2 separate regions of the Mus musculus genome follow, and region 1 is linked to region 2. The links are chromatin loops, found by intact Hi-C in ENCODE. Cell type or tissue: heart. All regions are shown on one strand.

Region 1 (5,000 bases), 100 kb before region 2:
AGAGAGGGAGAGATGAAGAGAGAGGGAGAGAAGGGAAGGGAAAGGAAAGGAGAGAATAGGTTTTCGTTTTTCCTGTTACTTATAACCCTTTGCTGTATTCTCTGTTTTAGTCAGACTTAGTCACTGTGACCAAATATCTGACAGAAACAATTTAAGATTTATTTTGCACTGGGTATCTCAGTTTCTATCTGTCATGGTGGGAAAAACAAGGAAAAGTGCTGCAGCTCACTCCACAGTGGCCATGATATAGAGGAGATACAGAGAGGGCCAGGGCAGCCCTAAGAACATACAGCCAGAATCTACTTCTTCCAACTAGGCCCCGCCCCACTACCTTTCACTACCTCCCAGAGAAGTCACATTATAAATCCACCAACAGAGTAACTAATCCCTTAATTAGATCATAGCCCTGTGACCTACTTTGCCTCCAGAAACAGCACCAGAAACACCCAGAGGTGTGTTTCATTAATCGCCCGCCGATGAAACTGACAGGACTAACTCCTACCCACTTTAGTTTGTGTCTCTTTGACATACAGCCTTTTCTTTTTCTTTTTGGTTTTTCGAGACAGGGTTTCTCTGTATAGCTCTGGCTGTCCTGGAACTCACTCACCTGCCTCTCCCTCCCGAGTGCTGGAATTAAAGGCGTGTGCCTTTTCAATTTCTTATATTCATCACATATTGGAAAAGTAATATGTGCCAAACACTAATCAAAGTGCAAAGAAAGTGACTTGGGGGTAGGGGCATCAACAATAGATACAGACAGGTACAAAGGAGCACTAGAAACTGTTCAGGGGTTTGAAGAACTTAACATAGTCTGCTGTGCTGGCAAACGACGAGAGCTGTTTCAGAGAAAAGGACAGGAAGAAACACTTTGTCTTGATGAGAACTCAGCCATGGACTTAAAACACTCATTACAAAGATAAACCATTTAAAAAACAAGTTTGGGAAACTTTCATGATCCCATTTAAATATGGTTTTTCAGAATGAGATTCCCCACAGAGCCTCCCACCCCATATAAAAAAAAGTGACCCGAATAGATGGCGACCACTGGGGCAAACGAGGTCTGCCGCATGACCACTTAAAACATTTACTGCTGGTTGGTTTCATGAATCCTAAACTCGCTCTTTAAAAACACGAAGTCAACAACTTCTCTTTGAATTCAGAACTTCTAGGTCTTTCGAAGGCTCCAATTGAATTACCAACCCAGGCAACACTAGCCGTGTAAAGCGACAGGAGTCTACATGGCGAGTTCCAGGCTAGCCAAGTCTACACAGAGAGATTGTTTCAAAACAACAGAGTACACAGGGACCAGCTCCACTTTGTGGTCCAGAAAACTGTACGGAATATCTATTCAAGTAATTTATACACGTTCATAACTAAAGTTAACCTTACCAAAAAGAAAACCGCAAGGACTTTTCCGACCTGGGGTAAATGTACTGCCCACTCGGGGACCACCGGGTCAGGACTCCAGGAAGGCCAGGTCTTGGCGGTAAAGAGAGTTAGTTCCATGGTGGGCGGATGAAATTGAGAGACGGCCTGAAAGACGCCCTGTGTCCCCTAAAGTAACTTCTCCAACCTGCAAACGGACGCAACAGCGACCCGCTTCTCAGAACAGCGGTGGCCCGAGCAAGACGGACCCAGAACTTTCGGAAGCGCCCCGCGGGGCTCGCGTCTCACTCACCTTGACCAGCCACACGCCGGTGTTCTGTTTGGCGCCCGTCAGATCGAGTTCCCCGCGCTCCGCCATGAGCTTGTCGCGTGAGGAGGCGTGCAGTGCGCGCACAAGCAGTGGTCCCGGCGCTGAAAGGCAGAGAGCGACAGTCCAGAGCCGGCCAAGGGAGTAAGTAGACCGCGAAAAGCCGGCGTCGCACACAGCCCGGGAACCAGGAACTTAGATGAGAAGAACACGCCGCCGAATGAAGAACTGCGCCTGCGCACGACTACGTCAGGACAGCGCGCCGAGAGGGACAAACTTCCTGCTCCGGCAATTTCCTAGATGGGCGTGACTCCCGGCAACGTGCAATCTTGGGATTCGAGTGCTGGGAAAGGAAGAGCCTAATCCTGAACCGTGCGTTTACAGCAAAGGTGACAAAGTGGAAAGATTAAGGTTTAGACAGACAAAAGCTGTGTGTATTTATACCCAACCCTAGATAAAGAAGCTAGGCATTTTAAGGACAGACTTGGGGGTAAAAAAAGTCACTTTCTTGGCCCAATTAACATTGGCACAAGTGGGCACTAGAGTACAAGTGAGTATGCTGGACACATGCCTTTTCGAGGCATAAAAATCAATTCACACCGTGCAAGCAGCATACACTCTTTCAGACGCCGAAACCTGAATGCCATCTAATTGAGTTGGTAAGACCCACCATGTAAGAAACAGATCTGATTATCCAACTGCCCTGCTTAAACAGTTTCCGGTTGCAGGATATTGGATCACATTATGAGCCCTGAGATTGTGAACTGGAAGAATCTGTTAATAACTGTGGCTCAGCCTTTGATCCTAGAACTTTCTGTTTACTGTAAACAAGTATAGGTAGCCTGGCTCACCCCTACCTAGCGCGCACATTAATCCAAGAGCTAAATAAAGTCAACCCTAGATCAGGCGGCAGAGCAAGTAGCCAGCTGACAAGAGAGTGAACATGAGCAAGAGAAAGGAGAGAGTTTGAGGTGAAGGGTATTTAAGAGTGCATGAAGGAGAAGGGGCTTTTCCTTCTGAGAAGTCGGTGGAGTGGGAAGGTCAGCTGAGTACTTTTTCTGCCTCTCAGAGTTAGCAGGCTTTCACCGCAGCTTCTAGCTCCTGAGTCTTCATTTGGTAATTTCCTCCCCCACTTGCCTTTGGAATGAAATTCTACCCTGTGCTTCAACTGAGTCCTTTGGGTTTGATCCTTCCTATACTCTCTGTTCCACACAGGATTCCACACCAAGCCCATCCACCTGCTTGAAGACTCCAGGACCTTCCTCTTACCATTTCAGAGCCTCTTTCAAACCAATTCCTGTGCCTTAGATGCCCTGCTTTCCCTGATCTTTACACTGGCCCTGTCCTTTGGCAAACTTCTACTTATAAACACAGACAAGTGGAAATGAAATAAAGACCACACAGAAAAGAGAGTCCCCCTAGATAAAGTTCTGTTTCCCCATATGATAGTGTGTGATGCTTAACGCTGTACCATGAGAGGCGTGTTTATCTTTGTTTTCTACACTACTGACTGAACTCCTAGACAAAAGTACTGTTTTTGCCCCAGATTTGCTGAAGCAGAATGGACAAATACAAAATAGTGTTTTATTCATTTTATATGCACAGCACCCAGCACAGTGTTTGACATACTGTGGGATGTCAGTAGGCTTTGGTTGAATGAACATTTGCTGAAGAGAAACAAGCAGTAAGGTATTGGAAGAATGGCAAGTAATTTATTGAATCACACACCAGAGCTATGCACAAAACTGCAGAGAGTCTATATCTGTGCAGCATAAGGGCTGGGAAAACTGTCAGGTCTCTGAGATCTGCTGGCAAAACTAATGTGATGGAAAAGACCAGGCACTCATTGGAAAGAAAAGTTGCATTCTCTTATAACAGCTTGGAAACAGGCCTAAAGTGTTAAAAGGTGAGCCTATGAGAAGTGCTTTAGTCTTGGTTCAAGTATATGTGAGAAGAACACAAAGGAGCCTGGCACACCCCAGGAATGGCTTTAAAGATAAAGTATTTACATTGAACATACACAGGTAAACCGTCCAACTTAACAAAGCTCATGGCTATAATGGCTCAGAGATATAATGGTTTAGATAAGATATCTCCTCATAGACCACTGTTACAGGATATTTGAACCTGTTTCTAGTTGTGGTGTGGCTCAGCCCTTAGTATGCACCTGTAATCCCTCTGGCTGGAATACAGGCAAACCCTTAGATTCACCTTTAATCTCAAACAATGAAGGTAAAGTTAATTTGGTGGAGGAAGTAGCCATGCTTGGAAGTGATGTCTAAATGGGTGGCAGACAAGGTGATGAGTCAGAGAATGGTCTGACAGAATAGGATATAGCCAACTCTCACAGGGAGAGAGAGGAGAGGGAAGCTACTTCAGGGAGAGACAGGCAGCTCAGGAAGAAGAGAGTACAGTACAGGATACAGTGGAGCTCGTGAGAGCAGTAAGTAGAGTCGGGAGGGAGAGTGGAGCAGAGAGAGGGAGAAGGAGGCAGTGTTACCAGGAGAGTTTTTACAGAGACAGATTGAAGAGAGAACAGGCTGGACACAGGTAAAGACACAACAAGCAAGAGAATGAGAAGGAGCCAGAAGATTAGAAAAGATTTCTAGAGATATTTTGAAGCAAAACAGATCAATTAGAGGCCAAGAGAAAAGCCAGATTGAATCAGTCAGCTGGGAGAGTAGTTTTGAGCCAGAACATCGGAGTTGAACCAGCCAGTCAGGGCTCAGAAAAAAACTAGAAAGGGTGATCTCACCCAGCAGCAAGTCTCAAAGGCTGAAAACACTCTAGGCCCAGGTAAGATTGTATGGAGGCCAGAGGCTCCCTAGACCTAGGCTAGCAGATGGAGGCAGTAAGCCGCCCAGACAGCAATTACAACAGGAGAATAAAAGTTATGTTTACAGACCATGCATTTGATGCTTGGTCCCCAGTTTGTGGATGTTTGGAGAAGCTTAGAAAGTTTAGCAATGCTGAAGTAAGTATGTCCCTTGGGTCAGGCTTCGAGGTTTCAAAATCTCACATGATTTTGAGTGTACTCTTTCAGCTTCCGGCTTGCAGTCTGAAGTTGTGAGCCCTCAGTTCTCAACTTCCAGTTTCAGTCACCTGGCTGCTATCTGCTCCCACCATTACGGTCTCTGGAACTGTAAGCCCAAAAGAAAGTCATTCTTCAATAAGTGTCTTTGATCATGGTGTTTTATCACAGCCATGGGAAAGTAACTACTACAGACTTGGTACCAGGAAGTGGGTTATTACTTATCCAAATGGAAACCCTAAGTCAACCTTTTCTCCTGTAAGTTGCCTTGGCCAC
Region 2 (5,000 bases):
CAGAGGAAGGAAATGAAGCCAGTCTAAATGTCCATCAACAGATAAATGGATAGCAGAAATATGGTGTAAAATACACAGTGGGATTTTACTCAGCTGTAAATAAAAATGAAGTCACAAAAGTTCTAGAAAAGTGGATATAACTGGAAAGTGTTCTATAGTGAGGTGACCCAGTTTCAGAAAGGCAAATACACAGTCCTCTCTGATGTTCATACAAGTGCATATTAAGTGGGCTGAGTACGGATATAAGCTATGAAACTAGAAAAGAGATTATGAGGGGGTTAAAAGAGGTATTGAAGAATAGGGGACACACATGAGACACAGAAGGGGAAAGGAGGTTATGGGAGATGCCTGAAGGCTAAAAGAGATAAGAGGGGGTGGGAAGAAGAATTAACAAAAAGTTTTGTTTAAAAAATGACATAATTCGGTCTTAAGGATGGCTCAGGCAGCAGTTAAGAGTGTACACTGCAGAGGCCCCAAGTTCAGATCTCAGCACCCACATCTGGAGGCTCCCAACTGCCTGTAACTCCAGTTTCAAGGGTCCACACAACTCCTGTTCTCTTCAGGTACTTGCATTCACACGCACATACCCACACACAAACACATGAATATAAATAATGGAACCTAATGCTGTGTATGCCAATTTTACAAACTACAGATCAAGAAGACAAAAGAAATTTCAATAAGAAATAAGCAAAAGACTATCAGAGCACAGTGGTAAAAAGATAATAAAAAATTAGAAAAGTGTTCAATTTAATTTCTCACAAGAAAATACAAGTTTAAATTACTACAAAATATGGCTTCAAAACACCAGATTGAAAAGACAGAGGAAAATGATTAGGGAGAACATGGAACAATCAGAACTCCTATACTCACTGAGGGCTTTGGTAAACTGGTAGGATTCTGAAACTGAGGGTGTATAACAGAGGAGATAGATAGACGGACAGACAGATAGATACACATGCACACACATACACAGTGCATAGTGGCACTCTTTGTAAGAGTTAAAAACAAAAACAAAACCAGAATCTACCCAAATGTCTGTTACCTGTACAATAGGTAAAGAAATTGCAGGGGATTTACCAAATTGAATTCACTCATACTTCTTCAACCTAACTGGGTAGAAATTTCCTTCCTAAAACAAAGAATAAAGGGAATTTTTAAAAATAACGGCACTAGAAATAAGATCTGGAAGGAAGAATCTGCCGGAGACATAGTCTCTGGGTAGCCAGAAAAACAAAGTCAGATCAACATTCTGTCAGTTTTGTTCTTTCCCAAGTAGAGTCAGCGCCGGCCTTCAAACTGGAACAAACACTAAAGCCGGAAAAGCATGAAAGAGTGTGCGAGGTATTGATGTGGCATAGATGCATGTTAAGGTTGCAAGACACAGTGAATTGGTGGAGACTGAGATATCCACAAATTAGTTGAACAGAATGTGTTAAATATTAGCGTAACTGGGGAGAGGAAAACCCGGAGGAAGACGTGACAATGCTCGGGAAGGTGACGCTTAAACTGGTATATGAAGGACGTTTTGTCAGGCATTTAAGTACAACCATAGCACCCCCAAAAGTCTATCGTCAAAGCATAAACTCGAACTGTGTGGGCACTGGGCTGCTGTGTAAGATGGAATGATAGAATGAGGTCGGGAAGTCAGGCCGGGGAGGAGAGAGGCACAGGATCTTTGGCAAGAGTCTTGTAAATCTGAAGATATAGAGATACTAGGTTCTAACTTGGGCTTCATCACGGACTAGCTGCGTGTCTTAGGCACCGATTCATCAGCCGCTGTCATCATTTGTAACACATGCACCATCCATCATCTTTTCTTATACAGTTGATGGAAGGGTTAAACAGACGACCGGACGAAGATTGATCAGTTAGCACAGTCCTATTCGTAATAATAGCAAATTGGGACTGTATAGTCATTTTAACGATGATCGGGTCCCAAACACTCAGGCGTTGCCCAGCTTTTCCCCCAGGGCGGACCGCGCCCACTCCACGGTGGTCGCCAGTCCTTCCCGGGAGTGCAGACGCCCGCTGCTGCTTACCCGGGCTCGGGTCCCGTTCCTCGTCCTCAACTGTCGCGTGCTCCTTGAAGCCTGGCGGCAGTGCCGGCCCGATCAGGTCCCTAGCCATTCGCTGCGACGCACAGTCGCTCAAAGCCCAAGCCAACCTGCACACGCAGTTTAGCTAAACCCAGGCTGGACGGTGTAGACCAGGATTTGCTGCAAGGCCCGAAGGTTTTTCCGGCTTTGTCTGATGACGTAAGCCCGCGATGGGCTCATTGGCCAGATTACTGTAACGGAAGTGACGCTTAATGATAGTTCCACAGTTGCACTTTGGGCTCGCTGCTTGCTAGGTGGCATGGCTGAACCGGCACCCGCCGTGTGGCCTTCGGCCCCGGATCTGACTCCCGCGCCCGGGACTCCGAGCGAAGCTGCGCCGCCGCGGGACAACTGGGTGTACTGGGCCATGCTGCCGCCGCCACCACCTCCTCTGTCGTCCCCAGTGGCGGGCTCGGAGCAGAGCCGGAAGGGACAGCCTCACGTGCTGCCCCAGCCTCCCTCCGGAGCGCTTCCACCGTTCGATGCTCAGATTCTTCCCGCGGCGCAGCCTCCTTTCGATGCCCAGGCTCCGCCCGATGCTCAATCTCAGTTCAGCGGCCAGCAGGCCTGGAATTTGCAAGCCTCCACGCCTTGGTACTGGGGATTGTCTCCTAATGGTTTTTCCACGTACCACACGTCTTACCAATCTCCGGGTAAGCTGCAGTTCCTAGTGGCCCTACTTTACTTTCTCTTTCTTTCCTCTCCCAGCTTTCTCTTTTTATCTCTCAGCTTTGCGCTGTAGTTTTGGAGGCTGGTAATGAGTATTCAAAATGTGTCTCACTAGGTTTCCTGCCACCTGCTCATCCAAAATTTTATTAATTTAACCCAACTATAAAACTGGGGACTACTTGCATAGCAGTAAACAAAACATACAAAAATCCATACCTTTTGAGAGCTTCCTATCCCCTCAGTGTAGGAAGACGCGATACAGGAGATAAAACTAGGTATTAGGAAGTAATGATTGTATGTATGCATTAGAAAAGGATTGATTGGGGGGGAGGTGGAGAAATGGGTTGGCGATGAGACTCTATTGCTCTTGCAGAGGACCAAAGCTCGGTTCTCAACATCCACACTGGGCTCTCAACTGCCTGTAACTCCAGCCTCAGAGGAGCCGATAGCTTTCTTCTGGCCTCCAAGAGTACCTGCACTCCATGCTACCTACACAGTTTTTGTTTTTAATCTAAGAAAAAAATGATCAATAAACAATTGTACCTTTGCAATCTTAAATGAAACCCTCTTTTCTTTTTTAGTTACACATTCTTATTTTCCACGATCACATGATGCAAAATTCAATTTGCCTCAAAACAGAAAACAGAAAACGAAGGTAATTCCAAGATGATAAATGTGGCCTTTTGAACTTGAATGTTACTGCTCTATATATTAAGTTGTAACTGTCAGTGTTTCACATCTGTGGTGGACATGGAGAGCTTTACTTGGGTAGTATGTTTAAGGAACTTAATTATAAGTAAAATGTTGAAACAAAATAGTATTGAAAAATAAATGATGAAATTATAGGAAAAGAAAGAACATTAAAACCGTCTTGGTGCCAGGCGGTGGTGGCTCACACCTTTAATCCCAGCACTCGGGAGGCAGAGGCAGGTGGATTTCTGAGTTCGAGGCCAGCCTGGTCTACAAAGTGAGTTCCAGGACAGCCAGGGCTGCACAGAGAAACCCTGTCTCGAAAAAACAAAACAAAACAAAAAACAAAACAAAACAAAAAACAAACAACTGTCTTGGTACAGACTTAGTAGGGGTTATGCTTACAAATAAATGTGAGTGTTAAAACCAGTGAAGTTTATTTAAAACCTAGGGGTTGAAGAACCCGTTCACAGGGATTGCGGATCAGATATGCTGCATACCAGATGTTTACGTTACAGTTCGTGACGGCAGCAGAATTACAGTTATAAAGTAGCAGCGAAAGTAATTTTAGGGTTGGGGGGGTCACCAGAACATGAGGAATGTATTAAAGGGTTACAACATTAGGAAGTTTGAGAACCACTAGTTCAAAAAACTATGAAGATTGGGACTGACAGCTGGAACTTTAGGAGAAGACTGGGAATCCCAAGTTTTTCTTAACTGAGTTGGAAGCCAAGCCAAATTGTAATAACAAATCTTTTATTTTTCATAATCTTGCTGTTTTTTGGTTTTTGTTTTTTTTTGTTTTTTGTTTTTTTTGTTTGTTTGTTTGTTTGTTTTTTCGAGGCAGGGTTTCTCTGTATAGCCCTGGCTGTCCTGGAGCTCACTTTGTAGACCAGGCTGGCCTCGAACTCAGAAATCCACCTGCCTCTGCCTTCCGAGTGCTGGGATTAAAGGCATGCGCCACCACGCCCGGCATCTTGCTGTTTTTTGAGACAGGATTTCTCTGTTTAACAGATCCCTGGCTGTCTTAGATTCAATTAGTAGATCAGATTCAGCCTGCTTCTACCTCCCTTCTAGTGCTGGGATTAAAGGTGTGAGCCCCCATGCCCAGCAATCTTGGCTGCTTTTTAGTGTAGAAGAATCTGTGAAATAAAAGCAGAGCGCCCCCCTTCCTTTTTTTTTTTTTTCTTGTTAAATTCAAGCTATAATCTAATGTTTCTAATTTAGGAGAGTTTATATTTACCCAAGTTGTGTGCATGTCTTAAATTCAGACAGGATATATTGTGTTATTAATGTTTTTGTTCTGGTTGTAAGGTTTTCATCTTTTCAATACTGGGTATTTGTCATTGTTATGAAAGCCTTTTTCTTATTTTACATTTATTTCTGTTGGGAATGGGTGTGTATGTGTGGAGTTAAGAAAATACCTTGCAGGTGTCAGTTAGCCTACCATGTGGGTCCCGGGGAATTGAACTCAGGTCCTAAGGCTTGGCAGCAGGTGCTTTTACCCGCTGAGGCCTCTCTCTGACTGGGCAACCTTTTTTT

Evidence for each region. Hi-C counts contacts between places; a loop is a spot of excess contacts. Peaks named below come from ENCODE experiments on the same cell type or tissue, not always from the same donor. Only the 100,000 strongest peaks of a DNase experiment are listed, where the experiment ranks them.
Region 1: a loop joins it to region 2, with 2.2 times the contacts of the local background. A loop is called at or near these places in 2 of 42 quality-filtered maps.

The regions. Positions count from the first base shown.
Region 1 is chr14:76,009,002-76,014,001 of GRCm38, forward strand. Gtf2f2 (general transcription factor IIF, polypeptide 2) reads right to left here and starts at 1,864. Exons shown (of 8, transcript NM_026816.3): 1 at 1,679-1,864. The coding sequence starts at 1,744. Gm36429 (a long non-coding RNA gene) reads left to right here and starts at 1,745. Exons shown (of 2, transcript XR_383601.2): 1 at 1,745-2,082; 2 at 2,909-3,111. In heart, no CTCF peak of the experiment used is centred here; a DNase peak (open chromatin) is centred at 1,940; H3K4me3 peaks cover 2,348 bases; H3K27ac peaks cover 1,193 bases.
Region 2 is chr14:76,108,575-76,113,574 of GRCm38, forward strand. Gpalpp1 (GPALPP motifs containing 1) reads right to left here and starts at 2,241. Exons shown (of 8, transcript NM_026177.3): 1 at 2,043-2,241. The coding sequence starts at 2,130. Nufip1 (nuclear fragile X mental retardation protein interacting protein 1) reads left to right here and starts at 2,317. Exons shown (of 10, transcript NM_013745.5): 1 at 2,317-2,752; 2 at 3,350-3,423. The coding sequence starts at 2,359. In heart, a CTCF peak has its summit at 2,464; a DNase peak (open chromatin) is centred at 2,277; H3K4me3 peaks cover 2,426 bases; H3K27ac peaks cover 1,696 bases.